Regions from separate parts of the Mus musculus genome. Here region 2 is linked to region 1. A link is a loop called in an ENCODE intact Hi-C map of the cell type or tissue named here. Cell type or tissue: left cerebral cortex. All regions are shown on one strand. Links, peaks and the distances in the headings refer to the core of each region. The heading gives the core; the rest is flanking DNA.

Region 1 (7,924 bases), core at 2,059-4,558:
TTGGTTGAGACTTCACCTGAAAGACAACATTTGATCCAAAGTAGAAAAAAACCTAAATCTGGGAAAGGATAAAACTCAAGCAACATAGTCCTGATTATAATGTGGAAAAAGTTCTTTCAAGATAAGCCTACCAGAAAAGATTCAATGTGAATAATAAATTTTCTGCTTAATGTATTCTATTTAACTAATTGTAGGTTATTTTTGTAGACAGATGTTATCTTAAGATATCCAAGCCCAGAATAGAACCAGAAAGACATGTCTTTAACTTGCATTAAGGTGAAGGTTTTGGGGTCTAGGAGGCATTGGGAATTATGGGACAGAAATAGGAAACTTAGTTAGATGTACTTTATAGGGCTATTTTTGCCACTGATAGTAATTTTGGCCTTGGACATGTCATTTTACTTTTCTAGCCCATAAAAGAGGAATAAACCTTGTAGTTTTAAGTTTCTAGGAGCCCATATACCAAGACATACTACACTCTAGCATAATTGTATTGTCTTGCAGTGCAATGTGTTTTAAAGTGCAATTCTAAAAAGGTTGTTATGGGAATAAATATGGGCTGGAGAAAAGAGTCAGTGGTTCTTTAAGAAGTTACACTTCTCAAAAATTTAAAGAATGCAAGAGTCTTCCAATGGGAAGTTTACTTTTAAATCTAGTATCTTTTCTAGGAAATGGCTGTGGTCAGTTTGCTATAGTTTAGCAGATTCCATTGTGGGAACAACTGTATATGTATTATGTGTTGCTTTTCCAAGGTCCAGTGGCTCCGTAAGGAGTCTGTTACATAAATGACACACTGCCTTTGCATTCAGAACTGCAAGGCAGAGTTCCATTTTCTTATAGATGCTGAATTGGCTGGTGGTTCTTACTTCATAAAATTGTGGTATTGAAAATGTAAGTGGATTGTTGCCAGTGCAAGCACATGTAATACTCCCATTCTTTCACGTCTAGGCCAGCTGGTCTTCAGGCTGTTGTCTGCGCTAGTGGTCATTTGCTTATAATCATTGTTTTTCCTTTTTTTAACTTCCACCAAAGTGGTAAAGTGAAAGTCCCAGTGTAGTCCTGTCTGCCTTCCCTCTTCTTCTAGTCTCCCCACCCTACCCCATTTAACTCTCAGGCCAGGGCTACAAAACAATGGAAAACTATGGCACTCTGTCATTATGTACTCTAATTACAGAACCAAGAATTGTCACCAGTGAAGAGGTCATTATTCGAGAAAGCCTCCTTCCTGTCACCCTGCAGTGTAACCTCACTTCCAGCTCTCACACCCTTATGTACAGCTACTGGACAAGGAATGGGGTAGAACTCACTGCCACCCGTAAGAATGCCAGCAACATGGAGTACAGGTGAGAACTAACACTCTTGGGAACAAAGGAGAGAGTATGTACATAATCCTTCATCATTAGCAATTCACATTTATATGATGAAATTATGAGTATGAAAATGTTAATTAAAGGATACATTGTGGAGCTAGTGAGATGGCTCAGCAGGTAACGGTGCTTGCCACCAGGAATCCACATGGTGGAAGGGAAGAATCAACTGTGGCAGGTTGTCCTGCGTGCATGTGTGGTGCATATACTAAATAAACTTTTTTTTTTAACAAAAGAGAGATACTGGGTGTGATGGTATATATCTTTTTTTTTTTTTTTTTTTTTTTTAATTATTAAATGTAAGTACACTGTAGCTGTCTTCAGACACTCCAGAAGAGGGCGTCAGATCTCGTTACGGATGGTTGTGAGCCACCATGTGGTTGCTGGGATTTGAACTCTGGACCTTTGGAAGAACAGTCGGGTGCTCTTACCCACTGAGCCATCTCACCAGCCCGGTATATATCTTTAATCCCAGCACTTGGGAGGCAGAGGCAGGGAGATCTCTGTAAGTTCTACAGAATGAGTTCCAGTACAGCCAGAATCATGTAGAAGACGGTGTTTCAAAAAGCAAAACAAACGAAAGAAGGGTGGGGTGGGTGGGAGACAGAGAGACAGACACACACACACAGACACATTATGAATTATTTTGTTACAGTAACTTGAACTGGTTCCTAAGCTGGTTTCTATGCTTTTTCTAAAGGTCTTTCGTATCTTATCCTCATTAGGAATTTACATGTACATGTTGAAAAGATGAACTTGAGAATGTTTCTATTAAAAATTCAGTATGATCTCATTATTTCAGTGAACTGAACTCTCCCAAATTCTGTACTTTGATTTGAGATGCATTTGGCCCTCTCCTGGTGTGTGTGGGTGGTGTCTGTGTGTGTGTGTGTGTGTGTGTGGGTGTGTGGGGGTGTGTGTGTGTGTGTGTGTGTGTGTGTGTGTGGGGGGGGGTGTGTGGGTGTGTGTGTGTGTGTGTGTGTGTGTGTGTGTGTGTGTATGTGTGTGTGGTTGGAGGGAGATAGATAAGAGATAGGGTCTCTTTATTTAGTTTGTAGTTCTGGTGTCCTGGTACTCTTTACATATAGGGTGGGTTCCAACTCACAAAGACCCTCCTGCTTCTGCCTCCTCAGTACTGGGATCAAAGACATGTACCACCACATTTGGCCTTGGCCCTCTCCTTGATAGTCTAGTCTGCTATATTTGAGGCAAAGCTAGGAATCTGTCAAAGATTTCTCAATGATTCTAGTGGGCAGTCATTGTTGAGAGCCATAGATGGTCCTGAAACTGCTATAATTAAAAAACTGAAAACAAAAGAGTCATTTGCTCATGGAATCAGTATTAGTTAATGGCTGAGTCACAGAATACAAGCCTTTTGACTTATTTCAGTAGTTTGAGAAGCAAATTGAAGTCAGCTTTGAAACTGGAACAAGGGATCTTTCCTATGGGTAGATGTCTTCTAAGACTAAAGTGACCATAATCTGATCAGAACCAGTCCATACAGTGGTCTTTAGTGATCTGGGGGTGAGGTTGGTAGCCTAGACATAGTCTCTGAGTAAAGGAGGATATTTGCTGGTCTGAGTTATCTGGAACCCCAATGATATGGGGCCTTTTAGAGTATTGAAAACTTTTGGCAGCTCATCTTTTAGAAAAGTTTGCACAGTGATCTCAAAAAGGATCAGCTAATCCTGCTTGGCAGAATAATATAATATAAAGAAATTATACTGAAGGGAGACCAGGAAAGCCTTTGGACTTAGCAACAAAAACATTCTGCAGCATCATGAAGATTTTTGTGCCCCTAATTTAATTGATCTGCATGAGTTTGTAAGTTCTCATCCTGTTTTTATTTTTTATTTTTTTTATTTTTTTATTTTCCTGATCAGGAAATTAAAGCTTAGAAAGTAGTAGGTCTTGGCTGCCTTTAAGGTCAAATACTATAGTATATTTCAGCACCAGTGTTAGATTCCACAACTACTTTGAATTGTTTCTGTAATGCTTTCCTTCCCTTCTATACCTTACCACAAAGTGGCAGCTTAATCTCTCTCTACTGTGGTTTCTTCTGATGCTAAATTGAGAAGGTAGCCTCAGCAGTATTTTCATAGTTTGGAAAGTGGTAATGGGTTGGAGTTGTTGGGTGGTATTTATTTTTACTTCTGGTCTGTCCATTCATTTTATAGATTCTTTAAAAATGTATATGCATGATTCCTTTTATAAATGCACAACAGAAGAGGGAATCAGATTACATTACAGATGGTTGTGAGCCACCATGTGGTTGCTAGGAATTGAATTCAGGACCTCTGGAAAATCTCTCCAGCTCCAATTTTTTAAAATTAATTTTAAAAAATTTTTATGTGTATTGGTATTTTACCTGTACGAGGGTGTTGAATCCTTTGAAAATGGAGTTCAGATAATTGTGAGCTGCTATGTGGGTGCTGGGAATTGAACCTAGGATCTCTGAAAGAGCTGTCAGTGCTCTTAACAATTGAGCCATTTCTCCAGCTGCCTCCCCTCCCCATACCTTTTTTTAAAAAAATAATACCTTTTTCAAGGAAGCAAGCATCCAGTCTGCTTGACTTTTATCTACTGTGTCTTTGCTATTGTCCCCCCCCCCCCCCCCCCCCCAGTTTACTTGATGGTCTCCAGGCTATGGATTAGAGTTTAGACATTCTTGGGGTACTCAGGCAGTTGGCCATTGAACCAGATTCAGAAGCCTGTTCTGCCTACTCTGTAGGAAACATTTTCTGTTTGTTTCAATTTCCTTTCCAGTAATCAGTCCAAGGAAATGAATGGTTTTGGAAAATTGTAAACACATAGGCATGTCCTCGAATTTGGGAGGTGTGTGTGTGTGTGTGTGTGTGTGTGTCTGTGTGTCTGTGTCCGTCCGTGTCCCTAAGTATTTCTTATGGAACTTAGAGTCAGGCAAACCCTGAAGTGTATGGCTGTTGATCATTCCTTAAACTCTGAACTACTTAAGAACAGCTGATTTGTGTGTGTCTTCCTTTTGAAAGCATAGATTCAAGGTGGTAGGATATTTGTGTCATGTTGAGAAGACAGCCTGACTGTTTCTTTTAGAATATTGTGAGGACATAGAAATGCTGAGCCAGTTCTTATTTGTGGTTTCTTACCTTGTGTTTCTTTTTTTTCTTTTCTTTTTTTAATAATGAACAATATAATGGGTTAATTCATTGGGCCAGTAAGTGGTTAATATTAGGAGTTTTCATTAAACGTTAGTTTCTGCAGTAGAGATGTGGATCTTTTAAATGATGTTCAGAAGAATATTTTGAAGCTATCTCTGTATTAATATTTATCCTCTAATCTGGGGCAGTTGATTTTTTTTTTCTTTCTTCAGTTACCAATGCCTGTCTCTATGTCTGTCTGTCTGTCTGTCTGTGTGTCTGTCTCTGTGTGTGTGTCTGTGTGTGTGCAGGAGGAAGTGTATTGAGGCTGTGGGGGTTGTCATCAGCTGTGAGCCTTGAGAGGAACTAATATCCTGACCACACATTCTTCTTAAACTAATTTCTTTACTTGGTCTGGGTCCACACCCACTTGTTTGTTCTGCCTTTGTTCATTCACTCACTCGTTTCCTCATTGCTTCACTGTAGTATGTGTACCAGTTAAACAGTGTCTACTGCCATACAACATGGTCTGTTGTAGAGACAGACATCAGTCAATATGATAAACACGTGGATACAAATTCTGCAGTGTGAGAGTAATAGGGGAGGAGGAAATTTAGATGATGTGACATGTGAACTCAGACATGACAAAAAGGCTTCAGTATGCTGTGTAATGGGAGGAACAGTATAGGAACATTCTATGGAGATTTTGAGGTGGAAACAAGTTTGTCACATTGCAAGTACCTTGTAGAGCTAGAATATGGTCCCTTCTTGTCTCCTGTTTGATTTGCCTTCTGTTGCCCAGTTAACTCATTTCATTTCTTTTCCCTTATCTCTGCAGGATCAATAAGCCAAGAGCTGAGGATTCAGGCGAATACCACTGTGTATATCATTTTGTCAGCGCTCCTAAAGCAAATGCCACCATTGAAGTGAAAGGTACAGCCTATCAAAGGCTTCTTCTGAAATACTTCTTTACTCTGAATGACTGTTTTTTAAAAATTCTTATTTCCATTTTGAGAAGCAATGTAATTTATAGCTAAAAATGACAGGATTAGAAACCTAGCTGCCTAGTTCTAAATACCAACTCCATTGTGTACTAACTGTATAACTTTTTAAGTTCCTTCTATGCTTCCATTCCTTTATTTGTAAAATAAGGACATCAATATCACTACATGATACATCTGGTGGGAGCATTAATTATAGTACACTTACTATATAAAATTACTGTTTGACATGTCAAAATGTTTAAGTAGTAGCATCTTATATGATCCAACATTGTATAAGTTCTTTTTTTTTTTTTTTTTTTTTAAATATTTATTTATTTAATGTAAGTACACTGTAGCTGTCTTCAGATACTCCAGAAGAGGGCATCAGATTTCATTACGGATGGTTGTGAGCCACCATGTGGTTGCTGGGATTTGAACTCGGGACCTTTGGAAGAGCAGTCGGCGCTCTTAACCACTGAGCCATCTCACCAGCCCGTATAAGTTCAGAATCTTATAGGTATGACTATTTAGGTCTTAGTTGAGCCTGGCCATATTTGTGAAAGTACATTGTGCAAGGTTAATTAATATAAAGGTATTTGTTTTTAAGGAAATCTTGTGGGTGTGTGGCATCTTAAAGATGAGGCTATAGCAGAGAGTTTCACAGGCAAATAGAACTATACAAATTGTAGCTACCTAATAACACTAATCTTAGTTTTCATGCGTGATTCACAAGGAGAAGTGGAGACCCCCAAAAGTGAAACCATTGTGTCCTGTAATAAGTTTATGTCGGGGCTAAGCTAGAGCCCAGGTTTTGATTATTCAATATAGTACTTTTTCCATTGTTATGATGTCTAAGAGGATGTTTGAGGTACTGCTTAGGAAACCAGGTTTTTATTTATTTTGTTGAGAAAGGACTATAGAAAGACAAACTTGTGCTAGAAGGACAGATTTGGGGGAAAAGAAAGGTCCAAGCAGTTACTTAGCTCTTCCTTAAAATATTTGGAAGATTAAAAATGCAGATTGAAGAGTTGGTCATATTTAGCATTCTCTGTGTATGAAGGGAAAGAACTGTTATGGTGATACAGTCCTGACTTATGAGGTAATAAAGGCATAAATTCTGAGTTGTGGAGTTCCAGGGTATACCGCAGATCACAACAGGCCAGGACTTGTTGCTTTTAATTCCTTTCTGCTTTTGGAGAGTGCCGAATTTGTTTAACATGAGGATGAAAAGTGTTGGAAGACGTCTTTCTCTATGTCAGTAGTGGACCTTCCCAACTGTAAGTAGTGAGCTGAGTTGTGTGAGGAAACTTTGACTCCTTAGTTGAAGCCCTGTGTCATTCCTGCTGAGCTCTTGGTACAGTCCTAAGTAGTATGGGACAGGATAAGTTTGCTTGTTTACTTATTTGAATAATTAAATAAAATTGCAGGTACTGAATAACTGCCATCTTAATGGTTTTGGCAATTGTGATTTATAAGCAGCACTTAAAGTGCAAAAAAAGTTTTTTTCCTTTGTTTAGCTGGCTTAGATGTAGGGTTCAGGGCTGATGAGATGACTAAGTTGTTAAAAGTGCTTGCTGTGCAAAGCTGGTGACCTGTTTCAACCCCTAAAACCCAGATAAAGTTAGAAAGTGCACTAGCTCTGGTTATTCTCTGACCTCCACATGCTCACCAGGCTCCCAGTAGCAACTTATAGTAACTAAAGCTTTGTTTGTTGTTTTGTTGTTTAAAGAGGGTGGGATTTAACAGTCCCAGGGGTATACTTTATATTTCTGTGGCAGATGTAAAGCAGTAGTGAGGAGGGGCAAAACAGAGAGGGCTGCTGGCTTAGTATTTTAAGACAGAAGTTACAATTTGTATATTTTGGGGAGTGGCTCAGTAAAGTAAGTGTTTGCTATGAAAGCATGAGGATCCAAGTGTGACTCCCCAGAACTCACATTCCCCGGGCAGTTACAGCTCTCCAGAGACAGACAGAGACAGAGGCAGGAGGATCCCTGGGCTTTGATCCTGTCTTAAAAAATTATGTGAACAATTAGGGAAGACGCCAAACATTGACTTATAACCTCCACTTGCATGCACACACTGTACACTTGTAGCACACACGTTCTTCATGTGCTTTCATGTTCAAGTTGTTGACTGCACTGTTAACCTTTTACTGTATTTATAACCCTGTTAGGAAAACAGGAACAAATAGTGGTATCCTGGTTTAAAAGACTGAGAAATTTCTGATATGTGAAACTCTGAGGTGTTGTCTGTGATTATATTGGCCAAATAAATGTATGATACACAGTTTATCAAAATTCCCAAGGGGTTTTAGCTTTTTCATTCTCTCCCGAAGCATGTGGATAGAAAACAGAGTGTGTAATATCTTGAGTCTTCAAGATTGTTGATAGTTTAGTTTGTTTAAGATTAGAAACATTGAACATTTTGTATGTTAAGTTCAAAAAGCTTTGACTAAACC
Region 2 (2,500 bases), core at 1-2,500, 86 kb before region 1:
TGGTGATTTAAATGAGAATGTGCCCCCCCCCCCTTCGCGTGCATATGTTTGAATGCTGTTGGAACTGTTTGGGAAGGATTAGGAGGTGTGGCCTTGTTAGAGGAGATCTGTAACTAGCATGGGCTTTGAGGTTTCAAAAGCCTGTGCTCTCCTCTCTGCTTTGTGCTTGTGGATCGGATGGAATCTCTCAGCTACTGCTCCAGTGCTATGCGGGCCTGCCTGCTGTCATATTCTCCACCATAATGGAGAGGGTCATGGACTCACCCTCTGACATTGTTAAGCAAGCCCCCAAAGGAAATGCTTTCTTTTATAAGTTATAAGAAAATGGTGCCGGGCAGTGGTGGCGCACGCCTTTAATCCCAGCACTTGGGAGACAGAGGCAGGTGGATTTCTGAGTTCGAGGCCAGCCTGGTCTACAGAGTGAGTTTCAGGACAGCCAGGGTTATACAGAGAAACCCTGACTCAAAAAAACAAAAAACAAAAAAAAAAGAAAGAAAGAAAGAAAGAAAGAAAGAAAGAAAGAAAGAAAGAAAGAAAGAAAGAAAGAAAGAAAGAAAGAGAGGGGGGAGGGAGGGAGGGAGGGAGGGAGGGAGGGAGGGAGGGAGGGAGGGAGGGAGAAAGGAAGGGAGAGAGAGAGAGAGAAAGAAACAGGCTCCGCTATTGGCCCCCGTGCCTTCTATCCTATAAACTTTCCAGCACAAACAAGCTTCAAATGAAGCCAGCTGAATACAGCACCCATATAAGGCTTAGAAAATTTGTATTTGTTTTGTGATTAGTCTTTTACTATGAATTCTACACACACTCTTTCTTAGTATGTGATGTCTAGAGGTTGAAGCTGGCCCTTGATATCTTTCAGTGATTCCATGAAAACTCAGGCCAGTTTTCATCTTTGCCAACTAGATCTACGTGTCCCCTTGTAGGGGACATCTAGGACATGGAGCTTAGTCACCCAAAATTCTTTCTAAAGAAGTTAGAACCAGGCCAAGTGTGGTGACACACACCTTTTATCCCAACACTTGGGAGGCAGAGACAGGTAGATCTCTGTGTGAGTTTGAGGCCTGCCTGTCTAGATAATGAGTTCAAGGACAGCCAGGTACACATAGTGAGACCCTGTCTCAACCAAGCAAACACACTCACACAAAAAGAAGTCTGAACACCCACGGATAGAGATGGTGTTGTCTCTGATGACCACTAGATGGCGCCAGACACTTGGCTTTGTTTTCTCCATAAGGTGGATGACTACCTAAACAGGGCATTTACTTAGCCAAGCACTAGGTGGGAATTTATTCAGCATGGGGACAGAGCACTGTGAACATAGCAATCATCCATTCAGTCCCTGAGGTTAGACCTTGCCTTATGAGCGAGGTGACAACAGGCAATAAGCAAAGGAACCATATGTCCAGTGGAGGTAAATTATAGGAAGAATGTAATAAAGCGCTCGGGGCAGGGATGATTTAGGGAGGGAGGAAGAGTGCTATGTTGTTTTATACAAAGTAGTCAAGAAAGCATGCTGATGACCTGTCATCTGAGCAAAGGTTTGCAACAAAATAAAGAATGGAGTCATGCCTGTGTCTGAGGACAGAAAGTTTTCGGCAATGGTCCTGAGCAGAGTTCACACAGTGTGTTCAGGAACTTGCATTATCATAGCATACTGTCCCATTTTACAGATGAAGAAGCAGAGGCTAAGGTAAAGGAGGTTGGTGGCCTGTGGAGCCCAGAGATGGAAATCAATATGCTTCTTCAAGACAGAGACAGCCTGGCTGGAGCCCAGGGAGGAGTGGACATCCCCACATACCATCATGATCATGACCCTTCCCCTCACCTGTGAGGCAGAGGCACAGCACCCCCAGTGCTGTGCGCACACACACACCCACACTGGGGCCACCCCATCCTCGAAGCATCTTCCTGTGAGACAGCTGACAGCTGGGCTCTCCGTGGCGAATGGCTGCTCCTGCCCGTGGAAGAGGAAGAGGGGCCTTTGTCTCGAAGTTCCTCCAAAGGCCTCAGGATCATCCAAATCCAAGTGGGAAGAGGCCAGGCGGCCAGCCAGACAAAGCCGATGAGCTTGGGGTCCAGGCTGTACCAGGTCACTTTGGCTGATGGGAGAAATGGGACAGTAAAGGGGTAGACTTTAGACAGACTTAGGGTTCAACTTGAAACGTCTACTCAACTACTAAAGGTAGCCAGGAGCCACTGAGGGTTCTGGAATAAAGAAACCACATTGTCAGGGCTACTTCGATAGCATGTGCAGGGTAGATGAAAGGGGCCAGCCGAGTGATAAGGCAGGAAGAGATCACAGTGACAGTATCTGAGAGCATAGGACACGGGAAGGCAACTGTCAAGACACTTGGTTCTGAGACCTGGTTATTGGGGCAGGAAATGTGGAGCCTTTTGTCCAAGGCATGTTAGGTTAGGAGCATGTGTGCAGAAACCCCAGGACAGAGCCCTAGCTAGGAGTAGCAGAAATGTAAGGATGTGGAGTCTGGGAGAGACATCTGCT

What was found. Peaks named below come from ENCODE experiments on the same cell type or tissue, not always from the same donor. Only the 100,000 strongest peaks of a DNase experiment are listed, where the experiment ranks them.
Region 2: it touches region 1 in a loop (2.6-fold over the local background); 2 of 42 quality-filtered maps call a loop at or near these places.

What each region holds. Positions count from the first base shown.
Region 1 is chr9:58,622,513-58,630,436 of GRCm38, forward strand. Nptn (neuroplastin) reads left to right here. Exons shown (of 9, transcript NM_001357751.1): 3 at 1,175-1,343; 4 at 5,322-5,416. Among named protein-coding and RNA genes, the nearest start is that of Nptn, 44 kb to the left of the region's middle. In left cerebral cortex, for the core only: no CTCF peak of the experiment used is centred there; a DNase peak (open chromatin) is centred at 3,538.
Region 2 is chr9:58,538,845-58,541,344 of GRCm38, forward strand. It overlaps Cd276 (CD276 antigen), which reads right to left. Exons shown (of 8, transcript NM_133983.4): 2 at 1,823-2,096. The coding sequence starts at 1,901. Among named protein-coding and RNA genes, the nearest start is that of Gm51678, 14 kb to the left of the region's middle. In left cerebral cortex, for the core only: a CTCF peak has its summit at 1,202 (motif pointing right); a DNase peak (open chromatin) is centred at 1,217.